Linked DNA regions of Homo sapiens: region 2 is linked to region 1. Evidence: read pairs that join two places in POLR2A ChIA-PET (ENCODE). Cell type or tissue: MCF 10A. All regions are shown on one strand. Each heading gives the region's core, and the rest is flanking DNA. Links, peaks and the distances in the headings are about the cores only. Region 1 overlaps LINC02998 (long intergenic non-protein coding RNA 2998). Region 2 has its middle 65 kb from the start of SNX18.

What was found. Peaks named below come from ENCODE experiments on the same cell type or tissue, not always from the same donor. Only the 100,000 strongest peaks of a DNase experiment are listed, where the experiment ranks them.
Region 2: POLR2A ChIA-PET joins it to region 1 with 6 read pairs; 2 of 35 experiments call an interaction of 5 or more read pairs at or near these places.

What each region holds. Positions count from the first base shown.
Region 1 is chr5:54,656,230-54,660,621 of GRCh38, forward strand. LINC02998 (long intergenic non-protein coding RNA 2998) reads right to left here. Exons shown (of 3, transcript NR_104658.1): 3 at 3,929-4,231. Among named protein-coding and RNA genes, the nearest start is that of LINC02998, 86 kb to the right of the region's middle. In MCF 10A, for the core only: no CTCF peak of the experiment used is centred there; a DNase peak (open chromatin) is centred at 1,982.
Region 2 is chr5:54,580,370-54,584,761 of GRCh38, forward strand. It overlaps a transcript of SNX18 not described here. Among named protein-coding and RNA genes, the nearest start is that of SNX18, 65 kb to the left of the region's middle. In MCF 10A, for the core only: no CTCF peak of the experiment used is centred there; no DNase peak of the experiment used is centred there.

The DNA.
Region 1 (4,392 bases), core at 228-4,227:
TGTTCACACATGATACACAGTGGTCTTGTTTATATCTTGATCTATCACGGTCAACAGAGTGACCTTGAAGATCCTGATGTTCTGAGAAATTGTTTACATTCAACAGAAGAACACTATGACCCATCTCTAAGTGCCAGGCTAGTTCCTAACAACAACAAGACCTAGCTGTAAGTGTCAGGCCAGTTTCCAGAGGTCAGGCTGCTTTTCTCATTCTTATGTATTAGCATGCTCTGTAATAGAATTTAGGTGCAGACAACAGACACCACTCTAGCTGTCTCATGAGAACATGACTTAATATAGGGAATTAGGTGCTTACAAAATTGTTGGAAGGACTGGAATAACAGCTCTGGGCTTGGAATCCAGGAACAACTCCAAGAACTGCTGCATAGAGCTAGTCCTCCATGGGAGCTGCCAGCTATTCCTTCTCCACCTTTGTGATTGTGGTGACCGCTGCTGAAATTCTTGGCTCCAGGAACACATTAGCTAATTTGCTCTTCAGAGATCAGGAAACTGTTGCTGCAACTATTACTTTTATTTATTTATTTATTATTTTTAGATGGAGTCTTGCTCTGTTGCCCAGGGTGGAGTGCAATGGCACGATCTCAGCTCACTGCAACCTCTGCCTCCCGGGTTCAAGCGATTCTCCTGCCTCAGCCTCCTGAGTAGCTGGGATTACAGGCATGCATCACCACACCTGGCTAATTTTTGTATTTTTAGTAGAGACGGGGTTTCACCATTTTGGCCAGGCTGATCTTGAACTCCTGACCTCGTTCTTTGCCCACCTCAGCCTCCCAAAGTTCTGGGATTACAGGCATGAGCCACTGCACCCAGCCTACTTTTTAAAAAATGTTTTATTTATTATATTTGTATGTGTTATTTTATTTAGAGATGGCATCTTTCTGTGTCACCCAGGCTGGTGTGCAGTGGTGAAATCACAGCTCACTGCAGCCTCAAACTCTTGGGCTCAAGAGATTCTCCCACCTCAGTCTCCCAAGTAGCTAACTAGGACTGCAGGCTAATTTTAACTATTACCTTTAAAGCCGTACAACACCTGCTAGGTCCATAGTAACTCCTCTGAGTCCTGCCTCTTGGCTGTCGCCAGTAGTAACCAAAGCAGCACAACCTCTGCTACCTCTGCCACAGTATAACCCAACATTGCAATGACCACCTTTGCCAACAGCAGCGGCACAAGTTCCAGTAGCCTATTTGCTATATCACTTCCAGTTTCCAGATCTCACTTCTGCAGTCTGATTGCCTTAACCCAAATCATATCCAAAACCCTAGCTGCAAGGGAGTTTGCGAATCATATGGTTTAGGTTCTCCAGCCGCTGCAGTAGGAAGCCATACTATAAGGAGATTGGAACGGATGTTAATTTCCAAGCCAGCCTGTTCACCACCGGCCCTAACCAGAAGTAAAGAGGCCTGGATCTAAGCCTCATCCAGTCACTAATTTGCTATATAAAGTTAAAAAAATTCTCACCTTTCAGAGACTCAGTCTCCATGACCAAGTTACACTGGTTGATAACCAAGTTTCTTTCTGATTCTAGAATTTTATGGCTCTATTATGAATTTTGTTGAAGTTTTCTTAGGTGTATTAATTTTGAAAAGCATTTTCCATACTTTTTAACATAATAATGTTTTTCTCATGAATACCCAGAGTAAGACTAGGAAACCTCCAAGATACCCCCTAATGAGTTTTACCTCCCAGTATTGTCACCCTCTCATGTTGAATATGGCTGACCTGTATAACCAATAGGATATTGTGCAAATGACAGTATGTGGCACCTAATTACAAGGCTAGGTAATTAAAAAATTGCAGCTTCTATCTTTGCTCTCTCTTGGATCACTTACTCTGGGTGAATCCAGCTGTCATGTCATGAGGACACTCAAGCAGCACAATGAAAAGGTCCACGTGGTGGGGACTGAGGCCTCTTGCCAACAGTCAGCATCAACTTGCCAGCTATATGAATGAGTAAGCAAGCTGCCTTGGAAGTGAAGGCCTCAGTGCATGTCAATCCTTCTGGAGACTCCACCCCTGGCTGATATCTTGACTGCAGCCTCACGTGAAGCTTTGAGCCAGAACTACCCATCTGAATCACTCTCGAATTCCTGTCTCACAGAAACCATATGAGATCATAAATACTGAATGCTGCTTTAAGCCATTAAGTTCTGGGGTAAATTGTAATTATGCAGCAACAGAAAATTAATGCATTCCCTGATTAGTATACAAAATAGCATGAGAATTGCTGAATTTTATTTCCTAGTCTCCAGGATCAACTTTTATTTGCTTGTTCTTTTCTGACATGAAGCTGGTAGCCTTTGAGACTGTATCTCTAGACATCAGAAGTCATTAAGAAGTGTGTAAATCTGAATTAAGATTAAGTACTTATTTTCTGAGATTTAAAAAAAATGTGGTAATGGGCAGACAGAAAAATTCCTTATTGTTAACATTCTAAATAGTAACTATTTTCTCAGGAAAAATGCCAGGCATTTGAAACTTATCATAGGACTAATATAACCTTTAATAATAAAGCTAGCTGGGCATGGTGGATCACACCTGTAATCCCAGCACTTTGGTAGGCCGAGGCAGGAGGATTGTTTAAGGCCAGGACTTTGAGACCACTCTGGTTAACGATAGTATGACTGCATTTCTCATAATAATTAATAATAAAATAAATAAATAATAAAAATAAAGCTAACGAAAGCATAATCGTTGAAATGATTCCTTCATAGATATCCCAATCAACTCTGCAAAATGACTCTTTATCTTAATGAAGGAACTATGGTGTGTTCAGAGGTTAAAAAACATACCCATCTGTTAAGGAAAGATAAAAGTTGCTTGCTAATGAATTATTTTGGATTTTAATCTAAAAGGCAAAGAAATCAGTCTAATTTCTTGTAGTTTATGATGGTTTAAAGTTTCATCTAAGAAAGAAAGCTTAACAAAACTTGTTATATATTTCTTGACTAACTTTTTATTTATTTATTTTTTAAATTGAGATGGAGTCTCTCTCTGCCACCCAGGCTGGAGTGCTGTGGTGCAATCTCAGTTTACTGCAGCCTCTGCTTCCTGGGTTCAAGCTATTCTTGTGCCTCAGCCTCCTGGTGTAGCTGGGATTACAGGCACCTGCCACCACCCCTGGCTAATTTTTTTGTATTTTTAGTAGAGACAGGGTTTTACCATGTTGGCCAGACTGGTCTCGAACTCCTGACCTCAAGTAATCTGCCCACCTTGGCCTCCCAAAGTACTGGATTACAGGCGTGAGCTACTGCGTCCCGCCATATTTCTTGACTAACATTAATTTTTATTAATGCTCTTTTCTCGATCCTGCACCCATGTCTGGTAAGGACATAGTTACTTAGAGCAGCAAACTTCCACTTATGAAAAACGAGACTGAGTGAGTTATGGAGAAGATGTTAAATAGAAGTCTGAGTTGTAAGTACCACAGACTGTTTATGAATTGGCTTGAGAAAAAAAAAAAAGAATTTACTGGACAGCCACTTTAGTGTCCTGGAATTCAAGTCACAGCCAAGTTTGGATAGAGCTGAGGCCTCGGGCACCAATGGAGCTGAAGCAGGAAACTCTCAGCTCTCTCCCCTCGCCTCACCTCTGCCGCTCTGGATGCCAGCTTTGTCTTCCGAAGACTGGCTTTCTTTTTGCTGTAGAAAACATGGTTGTTGGCAGTTCCTGAGTTTCATACTTTTCAGCTTTAGTCACTGAAGACTTGTTCTCTGGTTTCAAATGCCAACTTTCAATGAACTCTACCAGTGGCAGGTGGCCATGTTGATCAACATGGCTGCTCCTGCAGTAGTTGGGGAGGGAGAGAGATTTCCCAGAAAAATAAGTGGGTTGGGAAGACAAAACCATACGTACCATATGTTAGGTTTCTAGGGCTGCTGTAACAAACTACCACAAACTGGCTGGCTTAGACATCAGACATTTATTATTTCACAGTTCTGGGGTTTAGAAGTCCAAGATCACAGTGTTGGCAGGGTTGGTTCCTTCTGAGGACTCAGAGAGAATCTGTTCCAGGCCTCTCTCCTAGCTTTTGGTGGTTTGTTGGCAATCTCTGGCTTTCCATAAGCATCAGCCTGATCTCTGCCTTCATCTTCACACAGCATCTGTTGCCCAGGCTGGAGTGCAGTGTCACAATCTTGGTTCACCGCAGCCTCGACCTCCTGGGCTCAAGCGATCTTCCCACCTTAGCCTCCCAAGTAGCTGCAAGTTTCCCTGTTTTATATAAAGCATCAGTCATATTAGATTAGGGCCCACCACATATTAGTATGTCCTCATCTTAACTGAGCTAATTATATCTTCAATGACACTGTTCCCAAGTAAGGTCTCATTCTGAGGTGCTGGGGGCTAGGATTTCAACATATAATCAAGCTTAT
Region 2 (4,392 bases), core at 165-4,164, 76 kb before region 1:
AACTAAGAATGAGGTTTTCTTTCTCTTGCTCTCTCATTTTTTTGTGCTTTCTTTTAAAATTTTATGGTTCACTTTTATTATTTTAAGGTTCCTAACAGCCAAGAAGTTCTAGCCCTAAGTTACTTTATTCATTCAGTAGCTAGGTGAGACATGTATCTTCTATTTAGCTAAAGACTGGGAATATATTTTCTGGAGTGTGCTAAGATTTCAAGCCAAGTTTTGTATCATCTCCAGGACTCCTTGCAAGTGTGTAAAACTAGATTTGTCTGCAAATGACTAGTGCAGAAAAAGAAAAATGGATCCTCCTTTTCATTTTCTCCTGAAAATATTCATCAAACCTATATAGTAAGTACCCATCTGTCCAAGACAATCTCTGAGAAGAATAAAACACAATCTCTGAAGGCAAGGAACTCATAAACAGAGGCATTCCTGCCAGGATGAAAACAGTATGTTTCTTGGGTAAATTAAAAAATTAATGTTACATGTCATAGTAGTAGACAGCTTAGAAATTTTGACCTTTGCTTCGGGGAAACTTTGCTCATGAATACTGAGTGTCAGAAGTGGCGTGAAGCTGGGGTCAGGGGTTCTTCAGAGAAGGGCAATACGGTGGGCTTCATGGAGGAGGTAGGACTCAAAAAGGATGCTGAGGAAGCATTGGCATTAGAAGAGCAGAGAGAAAGGGCAAAGGCTGACCCCTGGTCGCAAGGAAGCAGAGGGCCAGTTAAAGAGCCCTCCCTGTAGGAGATGAGATTGGAGAGGTCCACTTGGCCAGGTTGTGCTGCACCTTTGAATTCTGTGACTGCAGTCTACTTTGATCCTCTTCCATGTCCTCTCTGTGTCAAGGGGTAACATGAACAGATCCTGAATAAATATAGTTGCATGCCAAGTTATATTTGGGAAGATTCATGTGGTTCCACTGTGTGGGAAAGATGAGAGAGAGCAAGAAACTAGAGGCAACAAGTTAGGAAGCAATTGTCTAGGAAAACAATGGAATTTTAGGAATTTAGATGGGATTGCTATTGCTCTGGGGTTTTAGATTCCAGAACTACACAAGCAGAAATGAGGGTTTTTAAAATATGACTCCCCCGGCAAAAAGGAAAATGACCACATCTAGGTTTCACTTGGGAGGGAATGAGGATAGACGTCTGGCGTTCCCACCAGACTTCTCCCTGGGCTCAGCTCTCTCTGTGGGTCTACCCCTGCCTGCTCCCACGTTTCCCCTCCCTTCTTCCCTTGTTCTGGGCACTGCAGCTTTGTGTTTACCATCATTCAACAGTCAGCAAAGAAATACTTCCCTTTAGCGAATGTAGCAAAGACTAACAAGGCTTGCTGGAAACTGATTAGTTCTGGGGTTTCTTGTCCAGATAGAGCCTCCCTCAAATCATCCTCTTTATCAAAGTCCTCCACGTGGGTGGTGCTGGTTTTATTGAACCTAATCTCTGTTCAGTGAATTGTTGCAATGTAGCAAGCAAAACATCTGATTGTCAATGCCAGTTTAGATCTGAAGTTGCTAAGCCCTCTGTGTTAGGGGACAAACCCAGAATCAGAGACACCTGCACCCCTCCCCAGCTGAGATTTGCTCACCAGACTGAGCTTGGGGGATTCACTTCAGCCCTTTGCAGAGTTTCATCTGGAATATGAGTGCCAAGAAAGCCACTGTGTTCAAGTTGTCCATGAGAATTCGCCTCTATACCCTGGCAAGGCCTGGGAACAGAACAGATCCTCCCTAGAAACGAGAAGTGGAGAACTTTGGAGAAAAACTAACTTCATGGGTAAAACTCTGTTTTCCTTTGAAGGATTCTGGTCATTTTGTTAGAAATTAAGAGAGAAAAACAGATTACGGTTGGCTAGTATAGGCCCCTGGCACCAGGCATCTTGTTCCTTTTTCCTCTATTATATTTCTTGAAATATCTCAGATGGTAGCAGATGCCTGTATCCTAAACTGAAATTATTTGTCTCTGGGCCAGAATACTCTTAGGAAATCATAAGACATCCCATGAGCATTGACTAGAAAAGCTCATGATGCAATGTTAGATACTTTCAGTTGTAACATGTTTTTTAATGTTGTGTTTATATCTTTTTCTTTCCTAAATGTAGAATCTGTTTGGGCTGGGTGTGGTGGCTCATGCCTGTAACCCCAGCACTTTGGGAGGCTGAGGTATGAGGATAGCTTGAGCCTAGGAGTTCAAGACCAGCCTGGGCAACATAGTGCACCAAGACCTCCGTTCTACTAAAAAAAACCAAAAAACAAAAAAACAACAACAAAAAAAACATTAACCAGGCATGCTGGTGTGCACTTGTAATCTCAGCTACTTGGGAGGCTGAGACTGAAGGATCACTTGAGCTCAAGAATTCAAGGCTGCAGTGAGCTACGGCAACAGAGTAAGACCCTGTCTCAAAGAGAAAAATAAATTAGAATCTGTTCGGAATTGAAAAAAAAAGAAAAGTTAAACACATAACTTACCATCATTGACTTTAAAAGAAGCAAACCAACCATGATAGCTGGTTCTGGGGAGAAGGTTAGTAAGTGTGTTAAATCAAATCCCACCCATTCTTGGGTGTTTGGTTTAGGTTGCTTATTCTTTATAAAACCTTCCCTGAGTCAGTATAGCCCATAGTCACCTCTTCTCTGGGCTACTGTAAAAGTGACAGTACTATACAATTTAGTCCTTCATTGGAAATGTCCTTGTATTATTCACCATTGTATGTGCTGTTCCTGTTTCCCCAACCAGATGGTAAGATATGTTAGAAAGCAAGGATCCTACTAGACTCTGTATGTTTGTTTGTTTAAGATTGGGTCTTAAGCTATGTTTCTCAGGCTGGTCTTGAACTCCTTGGATCAAGCAACCCTCCCACCTCAGCCTCCTAAAGTGCTGGGATTACAGGTGTGAGCCACTGTGCCTGGCCTTGCTAGACTTCTTATTTCCTAAAAGCAAGCTTCCTTCTGAGAACATAGTATTTGACAAACACCTACTGAATGAAAACATTGAGCATGGAAGTTGGGCTCATTTCAGATCTGGCTCTGGGTCTTCCCTTCACTACAAGAAGAGCTCAGGCTCAGTGTGACCCAGGCCTTGCTATCTGGAGAAGCTGTGTCATGATAAAGTCAGTCACTTGTTATTGACAGCCACGAGTGGCAGTGGACATTCTGGTTAAGAACAAAGGCCTTGGGGTCAGCAAACCTGGGCCCAGATTTTACTTTTCCCACCTATTAGTCGTGTGGCATTGGACAAGTTATTTTACCAATGCTTAGCTTCCTTATGTATAAAATGAAGATCAAAATAGTACCTACCACTTAGCATGTTTTGGAGAAATAAAATAAGATATGTAGAACCATATGCCCCACTTCCCCAGCTGGGTATGTAAGTAATGTAATTTTCCCAGATTAGGAAATTCATAATCCTGTCCCTTCTTTGTGGACCCCCTTCCAGGGTCCAGCCTGGATACCCAGAAGTGCTTATTTGGTCTCAAGGGTCAGTCCTAGATCTTCTCACCCTGCCGGGTGTTCCAGGCTCCCCAGATGCCCTCTGCTGTAATGACATTGCTGCCAGAGCCTGATGGTGCTGCTACACCTGCTGCAGCTTGGCGAGCCACAGCAGAGCCCTTGACACTGACTGCCTTGCAGTGGCTCCTCAGGCCAGGAGGGAGGCTGTTTCTGGGTTGCCAGTGTGTAGCTCTTTTTTTTTTTTTTTTTTTTTTGAGACGGAGTCTTGCTGTGTTGCCCAGGCTGGAGTGCAGTGGCACAATCTCAGCTCATTGTAACCTCCGCTTCCTGGGTTCAAGCAATTATTCTGCCTCAGCCTCTCAAGTAGCTGGGACTACAGGCATGTGCCAGCACATCTGGTTAATTTTTTATATTTTAGTAGAGATGGGTTTCACCATGTTGCAGGCTGGTCTCAAACTCCTGAGCTCAGGCAGTCCGCGTGCCTCAGCCTCCAAAAGTGCTAGGGTTACAGGTGTGAGCCACTGCGTCCAGGCACCAGTGTGTAGCTTTTTAATAGAACTTCCCATGGCTGCTTGGGTTTACTTTGGGTTAAAAGCAATAATAAATTCATATATTACCCCCAATGTGCTTATGGAGACTAATGGGGAGGACACTTCAGCTAAAAGTGTGATCTGGCCTAAGGTAAAAACGTTTCAATCAGGTATTTGCATAGGTGGAGTGTGGCCTTGTTGTTCGAAAAGATTAATAATGACAAGCCAGGTGTCTATGCACTGAAGGCCTATGGGAGATGGTTCTGAATACAAAAAAATATGAACAACAACAACAACCATTTGTCTCTATCTTGCTTAAATGCAGGTAGGGGAATAATTATAGATTACATGGCATTTAGGCACAATGTTTATTTTCCTTAAGATTGGGGTTTGTGTGTGTATTGCAATCCTTGACCA